Linked DNA regions of Homo sapiens: region 2 is linked to region 1. A link is a loop called in an ENCODE intact Hi-C map of the cell type or tissue named here. Cell type or tissue: CD14-positive monocyte. All regions are shown on one strand.

Region 1 (5,000 bases):
CAAGTTGGTCACTTTAAGCAACTATTTGAATAAATGAAAAACTGAAGTAATTCTCAGGTGCTTTGAGAGTTCTCTGTTTAATTTAAAAACGTTTTGGGGGAGAAGTAAAATAGTGGCCTTTGAAAAAATATGCTGACACAAGACATATTGAATTTTGTGGTTTTAAAAAATTAACAAATAATGAACTTGGCATTTTATTAAATGCATCGAAAAGGGTCAAGTTATTTTTAATAGAAAATCCATAATTCTATTAAATGGTTGAGAAATTAGTCACATCAATAGACTTCTTTCATTTCTGAGCCCATCTTCTGTACTGCTACAAGTTCCTTTGGCAATGACCACTTTGCTGTAAACATTCTTAGAAAAGTAGGAATTAGGCTTGGCGCGGTGGCTCATGCATGTAATCCCAGCACTTTGGGAGGCCGAGGCTGGTGGATCACGAGGTCAGGAGATCGAGACCATCCTGGCTAACACGGTGAAACCCTGTATCTACTAAAAATACAAAAAATTAGCCAGGCGTGGTGGCGGGCGCCTGTAGTCCCAGCAACTTAGGAGGCTAAGGCAGGAGAATGGCGTGAACCTGGGAGGCGGAGCTTGCAGTGAGCCGAGATTGCGCCACTGCACTCCAGCCTGGGTAACAGAGTGAGACTCCATCTCAAAAAAAAAAAAAAAAGAAAAGTAGGAACTAGATATACAATTGGATCCTTCTCAGCCCAAACCTAGATATGAAGACACCTTTTACTTTACAGTGACCGCTTTGTAACTGGAAGACATCAGTGTAGGCTCTGCTGATTCAATTAGGTAAAGACTCAACAACACTAGTTACATGTTACAATTCACTGTGTAAATGTCAAGAAGATTTAAAACTTTAACAGGGAATACCAATGAAAGACAGACTCCCCAACATCAATCACTATTTCAAACCTAACATTCAAAATAAAGATCCAGTTGAGAATAGAGGCTGTCTCATCAAAGTTTACATTTTACAATGAGGACAGAGAGGCACCTTCATATACTTATCTAATTCTCAACAGTTTGTGAAACATAAATATTATCCTTGCTTATGGATAAGAAAACAAGGTTCAGTGGTCAGATCATGTTTCATAGGAAGAACAGGGACTTATCTCGATTTTTCGGAATCCTACACCAATTTTCTATTTTACCACAGCTGTCTCCTCACACCCCCACTCTTCCCCTAGACCTAACATTCCACATACAAAGGGTCCAAGCTATCTCTAACAGCAGATAATCAAGGGCAGGTTCTGACATCTGTACTAGAAGCTTACCAATTACAGCCTGAGTGGGGTTTCCAGAATCTGGACCAAGGCAGCATGTTATCAAAAAGGGGACATGAAAAGGCATAAAGGGTAAAAAGAAAAAAACGTTTCCTTTCCTGGTCTCTGGTTCTCCCCATAAGCCTATGCAATCTATATTATCTTTATTCAATTCAGATTTAATGCACATAAAAATGTGGTGCCTAATAAGTTTTCAAAATTAGTTCCCTTCATCCCACTTCTGCTGCTTGGCAAGAGCTCACATAGTCAACTACAAGGAAACAAAGGGGCTACCTTACTGGAGTCAGGTTAAGTAAAAGGTCTTAGCCAATGAGATCCACAAATGACAATGATCCTGAAGCCTCCTAGATTAGTCTCCTGCACAATCAGTAATATACCTACAAAGCTTTATAAATCTGGGCATTCATACATATATGATAGCAAGATTAACATTTGGACTTCTACTAAGGGGAAAAAGGGTGTATTATTCTGGTGGAGGACTAACCTTCAACAAAGAACTTTTTTTCTATAAACTCCAATAGCCAAGAAAAGTCCTAGGCATCTATCTTTGCTAGCGTGTGCTAAGAAAAACAATATAAAGAATAATGGGACCACAAGCTGGCTGGGTCGGTTTCGTTCTTAAAATATAGGAAAACGTCAGAATACCCAGGGATCTGTTAAATTCTTTTCCCAACATCATCATTTACAACAACAAATACAGGAGATCTGAAGTCCCTAAAAATACTGATTGCTTTAACATCTTTTGTTGGAGCTTACCTAGGTGTTTCTTAGGAATGCTAATGAACTGTGTTCTTTAGGCTCCTTGAATCCACAGAAACAAAAATGTTAATTTCAAAGGCTCAGAGGGGAATTAATTGCCTGGTAGAGATGCCTCCCCACCCCAAATCTGATGGGAAGGGTAGAAGGGAGATGGTAAATTAAAACATTTATTACACATTTCAGAAAAATTTAGCAGACAGGTAAGTGAGTGAAACTAGAAGCTTAAGACAACAAATGAAAAATGAATACCTACCAAAAAGAAATTAAGGGTCAGGCACAGTGGCTCATGCCCAGCACTTTGAGAGGCTGAGGTGGGCAGGCTGCTTGAGCCCAGGGGTTCAAGACCAGCCTGGGCAACATGGCGAGAAACCTCGTCTCTACAAAAAATGCAAAAATTAGCCCGGCGTGGTGACATGCACCTGTAGTTCCAGCTACTTGGGAGGGTGAGGTAGGAGGATCGCTTGAGCCCAGGAGGCAGAGGTTGCAGTGAGCTGCAATCACACTACTGCGCTCCAGCCCGGGCAACAAACAGAAACCCTGTCTGCCCCCCACCCCGCCCAAAAAAAAAGTAAAGGAAAGAAGTTAAAATTAAAAGTTGCCTACCTTCCTTGGAATTTCTTTCTTACTAAACGTTAAGAGACATAAATGACACACATAAAGACAGTTAATACAAACTTCGATACAGATAGCCAAAGTTGATATTACGATCTATATACTCCAGAGATATGCATGAGATACCAGTAACATCACTTCTCTCCCAGTGTGAAAAATATCTAGGATCTTTCCTATACACACAGAAAATGTTCAACAATATCTATTTACTATTAAATCATTTCAGCAAACTATCAGCCATTTCTCATAACGCCACCAAAATACCATCAATATCTAACAGACATTCCTCTACAAGCTTCCCCGCAACCCCCAATCAAACTTTGTCCACCCTGCCCTCATTTACATCCCTCTCCACCCTTCCCAGGCCCTATGCTATCAACACAGCACATACTGTCCACATCTAGATAGGCAGGTGGCAGGGAGGGTGGGGGTTGGCAAAATGCTAATTATTCCAACCCTGGCCTCTATTTTAGATTTTCTACTGCAGCTATTGGCCTGGAGCCATGGGGATGGAAAGCTGCTGCTCAAACTTGAGATGTATGAGGCATGGAAATAGGGAGAAAAGACAGTTCCAAATATTACTACTCGAAGTTTAAACACAATCTGAAAGCTTCCTTTAAACACAATACCCATTCGCCTCTTAAGGACTAGTTTGGAAGTCTCTAAACTTTTTACCTTAAGAAATCCATGTGTCAACTGTTTGCCTAAATGCCCTTATTATCCAAAGTTAATGGTTTCAAAATAATTAAGGGATAGTCAGATAATCTAAACCATACAACACAGAAAATTCACTCAACTGACTCTCACCTCCACATCCAATATATTTTACTATTCTTTCAATAGGGTTTTTTTTTTTAAACCTCCAGGTCCAATGTCAAAATACTCATTTCAAACATTTCCACAGCTTCATTCAAACTAATTACATTTGAATTCATTTTCCCAAGCAAACACAGTTTACTGGAGTTCGACACAGTTTCACATGGGAAAGATGCAATCCCTCACAAAACACACTTCTGAGGAAACGACTTTGGATTTGAAGAATATCAGTTTTACTTTGCACTAAAAAGATGGCAAAAGGCAAAAGTTGATAATGATGTGTCATATAAATATGCATTCATGTCCAACTAATATGAAATAACATGGTTTTAGTATAATCTGAAACTTCTAAAATGATATGTATTCAGAAAGCACAACAGAATCATTTTCCATACCATTAGCAGCAGGGACAACTGTTACTATATAATTAATATACAACAAAGCTGTATATTAGAAGGCAAACATTTTTTTGCACCTCCCCACCCCACACATGCACTGAAAACAAGCAAAACAAAAAAACCTCACAGCCCAATTTTGGAATATAAACTTTAAGACATGTTATTTAATAATCTGAACAAACTAATGAATGTCTTTCCAACTCTCTCAATTCCCCATCTTTATGCTGACAGCAAGGGGAAAAAGTCAGACTCAATTCCTTTTTTTTTTTTTTTTTTTTGCTGCTATTGGTTAAAATGAGATTTGGGGACTGACCTTGGTTTCCTATTTTCCATTTTACTCTATCTACTGAACCAAAGAAAAGCAGGAGTTGGTGACCGTTACTGCTAGCTATATTATTTAGTTTGCACCTTTCAAGCCACAACGTATTTCTGATTCTTTTAGTGATGCCTGGATTTTCTTGTTTTTACTAGAAACATCCAATCCGAGCCTAAAATTTGTTTGTGAGATCTGATATGCTGGTAAACTAAAAAAACACATATTGACAAGCAACTTTCTTTTATGTCAAAGCATAGTATAAAAATCCTAGCGGCTCACTAATTCTAAAAAGGTGCCTCAAGGAGTCCAGTTGCAATGTAAGGGAAGAAAACCACCCTGGAGCATAATGCTTAAGTATTTCCTGATTGAGTCTGAGGATGCTGCAGATTTCATTTGGCGGTACCATCACTTTTCAGTTTTAAAAATGTAGTGGCAATTTTCAGATAGCCACATCATCAGCTATCTGAAATTCCCCCACCGCAATCAGCTATGCTACCGCCCATCCCAACCCATACCCAACAGACAGAAGTACAACTATCTATTAGCATCAGAAACAATTCATATTTAATTACCTTCATCCAATTTGATTCCATTAAGCCAACCAGAATCAGCACAAGATGATGTCAAACCATGATCCTATATATCACTTCTTAGACTAAAGACTGATGGAGCCAAGTATTGTGCTTTGCTAAGGGGGTCAAATGGGGGAGAACTCCCTATCTCCATAGCAGACAGGCAAAAACTTCAAGACCTCTGAAACAGCAGAAGAATCGCTAACACTTTAACCTGGTATTACCATTATCA
Region 2 (5,000 bases), 61 kb before region 1:
AAATATGTACTTACTAATATTAAAATGTTTTAAAATGACTTATCATGGAAAAAAATGAATTCTTATGTGGTTTCTTAGACTCCGTGGCACACAGCCCCCAGGCATTATGAATACAAGTTTGAAATCCCATACTGATTCTCTCTTGGAAACATTACCCCTATTCTATTCATTTATTAAGTCTGCTTTTTCTGAGCTAGTTCAGGAAGTAAACTTTACTGCTGCCTCTGTCCACATTATCCAAATTGAGAATAATGAGATTTTAAAAAATCACCTAGGCAAATATAGTATATGTGGTTTCAAGAGTAGAAAGTACCTAAAATAAATGAGCAAGAATTAACAGCGAGAGGGACATCAGATTAACATTTCTCTTTGCAACAGCAGACACGGGGCAGTCCTGCAGCGACAAACTTTCCTGTGCGCAACTGGAGTTGAGGTTTTCTGTTTGGCCTAATCTGATAACCCCCACCTACCTGCCATCACATGAGAGCCAATAGCAAAGATATACAAGTACTCTTGTTGGACAGAAACCCTACATAATATAGTAAATGAAGACAAAAAATACGCAAGTTTAAATACAACAAAATCCATACAACTCAAATTTTACATCAGGAAATGTTTTGCAAAATGATAATTTATTACTTAGTACTTGATTGTTTTGCAAGGTACTAGGATATTAACACATGGGCTACAGTACCTTTCTCCAGTCTTTAAAGAAATTTTTCCTAAATATTTCCTTGGTAGTATATTCATGGTCGAGCATTTTTGCAAAGAACGTAGCTACTTCCTCTGCTTTGGGGCTCAGCTTCATGACTTTACCTAGAGAAAAAAGTGGTTCCAAAAAGTGAGGTATAGTATTCATGTTCTAAGCATAAATACCCAGGGCTAGCGAATTCTCTTTAATAATGGTTTGCCTTCTCATGGTATATAAAGGTCTGGTGACACATAGTAGCAACAACAACAAAGACAACATACTGATTTATATCTACTTGTACAAATTCTCCTTCTCTTTAGCATATATTTACCTGGGTCATTCTCTGGAGACTATGCCAGTTAATTGTTCCCAGGTGCCTGCTCAGGACAGGGATGACCTGGGGGAGGCCCAGTCACTCTTCCTTTTCCTTTCAGCAAGCAGGGTCCTTTACACCTCTTCAATGGTTTTTAAAAATCAAATCCTCAGAGGGACTCCTGCCACTGCTAAGCTAAGCAGCCTCTGTTCAAGAAGGGGAGGAAGGGATAGGGCAGGGAGTGGAAGAAAGGAATTGTGGGGAAAAGAAATAGGCATCTTTCTTCTTCAAAGTTAGGTGGGTGGAATATGAATAAAAAAATATATATCCATACTAGGCAAGCCCAGATTTCCCATATGAAAAGCCTAATAAGACCTTCTTCTAGAACTTTGCTATTCAACAAGTGGTTCACAGACCAGCAGCATTGGCATCATGTGGGAGTTTAGAAATGCAGAATCCCAGGCCCCCTCCTAGACCTACTGAATCCTATACAGAAATTGCATTTTTAACAAGACTTGGATGCACACTAGAGTTTGCGACACACTGCTCTGGAACATGGGTACCATGATGCTGCCTCTTTCAGGGAACCAGGATGCATCCACAGCACAAGGGATGACTGGGGTTCCTGGTGTATCCAATTGTTTATGTAAAAGCTGTCTAAAGGGGCTGGGAGCAGTGGCTCATGCCTGTAATCCCAGCACTTTGGGAGGCTGAGGCAGGCAGATCACTTGAGGTCAGGAGTTCCAGATCAGCCTGGCCAACATGGCGAAAACCCATCTCTACTAAAAATATAAAAAATTAGCCGGGCGTGGTGGTGGGAGCCTGTAACTCCAGCTACTCAGGAGGCTGAGGCATGAGAATCGCTTGAACCCAGGAGGCAGGGGTTGCAGTGAGCCAAGATCACGCCACTGCACTTCAGCCTGGGCAACAGACTGAGACTGTCTCAAATAAACAAAAAGCTGTCTAAAGGGACTCAGATGTTTTCACAATGAAAGCTGCTAACTGGTAAAGAAAATCTGAATAGGGCCTATGGGTTTTATATACCTGATTTAGTTAATAAAGCAATGAAAGAAAAGTACTTGGGAATTTAATCCACTTTTCAAACAAATGCTTTTGACAGTACTCTTAGTGCCAATTTCCATTCTTTCTTAAAAATCCAACTTTACAACATCACCTCGAACCAATCCATGCTATACTAAGAGCATTTGGCTATACTTAAAATGAGGTTAACTATAATTCCACCACCTTACTATTACACAGGTATTAATAATTCACCAAGGCTGCCCACATTCTTTATAGAAAACTAAAATTTAACCAGAAATCCATTTATTTCAAAACTCAGAAGACATCTTATCTCATAATGATATGCAATCTGACTTTGCAGGGGTGTAGAGAACTGTAGCACAATATTGAAACAGTTATAATAGAAAGAACCCACTTTGGACGCCATTAACTTAAAAGGCCAACAGGTGGCGCAGCTGCCCCCATCAACCCCCAAGCTTCTGCTTTGGAAGAAAGACACTTCGGGGAAGATAGGCTGTGTATTAAAAGATTCCCTGAACTTCTTTAGAAAACTGTAACATGTTTCCAATATAAAGGAAAACATTAAGTCATTAGGAATAAAATAAATGAAATAAAATGGCAAGAAAAAAATGTAAACTGTTAACACCATTTAAAAAAAAATGTGGCTGAGCATGGTGGTTCACATCTGTAATCCCAGCACTTTAGGAGGCGGTGCAAGGATCACTTCAGGTCAGGAGTTCCAGACCAGCTTGACCAACATGGTAAAACCCTGTCTCTATTAAAAATACAAAACTTAGGTGTGGTGGCACGTGCCTGTTAATTTCAGCTACTTGGGAGGCTGAGGCATGAGAATCGTTTGAACCTTGGAGGTGGAGGCTGCAGTGAGCCAAGATTGTGCCACTGCACTCCAGCCTGGGTGACAGAGTGTGACTCTGTCTCAAATAAATAAATATAAAAATAAATTTAAAAAAAATGAGATTTTGGGCTGTTTTACTGAATTCTGTCCTAATAGAGGGAGAAGCAACTGTGACTCCTCCTATTTTAGATGAGCTGTCAAAAGATGAAATGATGGCTCCCTGCATCAGAGTAGTGGGAGGATGACTGGAAGGTTCCTGGCAATGTTAACACTTTGTGGAAAAGGCTGAGCTCCAGGAAAAGGAAACTGCTGAATCAAAGCTGTAAACTGAAGGTCCTCAGAGAAGGCAGTAATTCACTGCTTCAGCTAGCCCATGCCCCACCTCCCTGGCAAGTTCTAAAGGAGTCTAAGAATTCTCCTCCCCAGAGAGTAGGCAGCACTTACTGTATCAGTTTGAAGTAAAGTCAAATATGACTTCTTGACTTACTGCAGAGTAAGAGTTCACACAATCAAAGAGAAGAAATCCCAGCAGAGGACCAGCTGAGAAAATGCTGGAGCCCTAAAGCAGGATCCTGTAAAGGAGGACTGGGCAAGAATGGGAGGAAAGGACTATGGCAACCTGTGAACTAGACCAGGCCTCTGCTTCCTATCTTGAAAAGGAAGAGAAACCACAGGACTAGGGAATCTAGCTTTCCCTCCCATCACTTTGAACCTCAAAGTGAGGCTTTACCAGCTGAGCATCCTAAAGCTCTTGGTAAGTCCAGACCAGGCCTACGGAATACCTACGCTTTGAGATGGTGCTCTTCAAGGTTCTAGGCCCTTTCTCTTAATTAGGAGTTTTGGCTTTGAGTTATAGTTAAGAGTCTCCAGGAATGACCAGCGTGAGGGCTGAAAGAACTGTCTTAGGCTCTCTGGTCAACAGGTCAAAATGTTTACATAACATAAGCATTTGCCTCTGAGATTATGGAGTCCTGTTAGGCTGCAAACTCCCCAAGATCAGGGTCTAAGTCAGTAGTACTATCCACTGCTGGGTCTTGGTGTCTGACCACAAATACATTCAATAAATATGTTTTATTTATTTATTTATTATTTTATTTTTTGAGACAGGGTCTCACTCTGTCACACAGGCTGGAGGGGAGTGGCACGATCTAGGCTCACTGCAATCTCTGCCTCCTGGACTCAAGCAATCCTCCCACCTTAGCCTCCCGAGTAGCTGGGACTACAGGCGTGCACCACCACACTTGGCTAATAAATATGGCATTTTAAAAAACAAATTTCAGCTTGCCAAGTTTGGCACTTTCTTCAGTTGCAGACCCAGCCCTTTAGTGTAAACTACTACCTAGGCCTACAAGCATTGGTGGACCTAAGGCCACTACTGGTGGGAAGAGAGATGCACCAGAATGCCTGAGTGTTCACCACTGATGCTTTTCAGCAGTTATCCTGCCCAGTGTTTCTCAAAGTTTGGTCAGCAGACCACTTGGTTCAGAAGTACTCAATCCCACCCCAGAACTTTTTCTTTTCAGTGCGGGCGGTGGGATGGGTGAGAAGAAAACAGTGGGGGGCTGAGGGTGGGAAAAATGGTGGAGAAATGGGGTGGTGAAATAACAGTGGCCAAAAGACGGTGGTAAGACAAGTGGAGGTGGAAGAGGAATGCTGGGGAAAGGAGAAGGGGGACTGTCAGGAAAGGGGACAGAAGAGGGAAGGATGGTTGGGAAAGGGGAAAGAAGAAGAGGGACGGTGGGGAAAGGGAAAAGAAGCCCACCCCACAACTGTTAAATGGGCTCAGATCCACTTTGGTGAGTCATAAGCACATAAGGGTATGAGGAACAATGCTCTAACCATTTCTGGATAAAACTCATGGAATGAAGAAAATCAGTTATTACCATCTACATACTGCTACACTGCCAACAGGAGGCATGTCAAAGGCTACCCTCAAATCCTTCAAACCCAAGGATACAAATACCAACGACAGATAAGGGACAATTCTGAGGGTTCTAAGAGACCCAGGCAGGGCATTTCTTTAAAGCAGCTCATCAGACTTGATTGCACATATATCAAAGGCATAGTGTTATGCTACACAGAATAGGTGACAGATGCCTACCAGCCCTATCTAGAGA

Evidence for each region. Peaks named below come from ENCODE experiments on the same cell type or tissue, not always from the same donor. Only the 100,000 strongest peaks of a DNase experiment are listed, where the experiment ranks them.
Region 2: a loop joins it to region 1, with 2.0 times the contacts of the local background. A loop is called at or near these places in 15 of 110 quality-filtered maps.

Annotation. Positions count from the first base shown.
Region 1 is chr20:41,032,506-41,037,505 of GRCh38, reverse strand. All of the region lies in intron 2 of TOP1 (DNA topoisomerase I), which reads right to left. Among named protein-coding and RNA genes, the nearest start is that of TOP1, 6.2 kb to the right of the region's middle. In CD14-positive monocyte, no CTCF peak of the experiment used is centred here; no DNase peak of the experiment used is centred here; H3K4me3 peaks cover 114 bases; H3K27ac peaks cover 682 bases.
Region 2 is chr20:41,093,036-41,098,035 of GRCh38, reverse strand. TOP1 (DNA topoisomerase I) reads right to left here. Exons shown (of 21, transcript NM_003286.4): 10 at 695-816. It overlaps PLCG1-AS1 (PLCG1 antisense RNA 1), which reads left to right. Exons shown (of 7, transcript NR_109889.1): 7 at 1-42. Among named protein-coding and RNA genes, the nearest start is that of PLCG1, 42 kb to the left of the region's middle. In CD14-positive monocyte, CTCF peaks have their summits at 2,280 and 2,479 (motif pointing right); a DNase peak (open chromatin) is centred at 2,475; H3K27ac peaks cover 1,421 bases.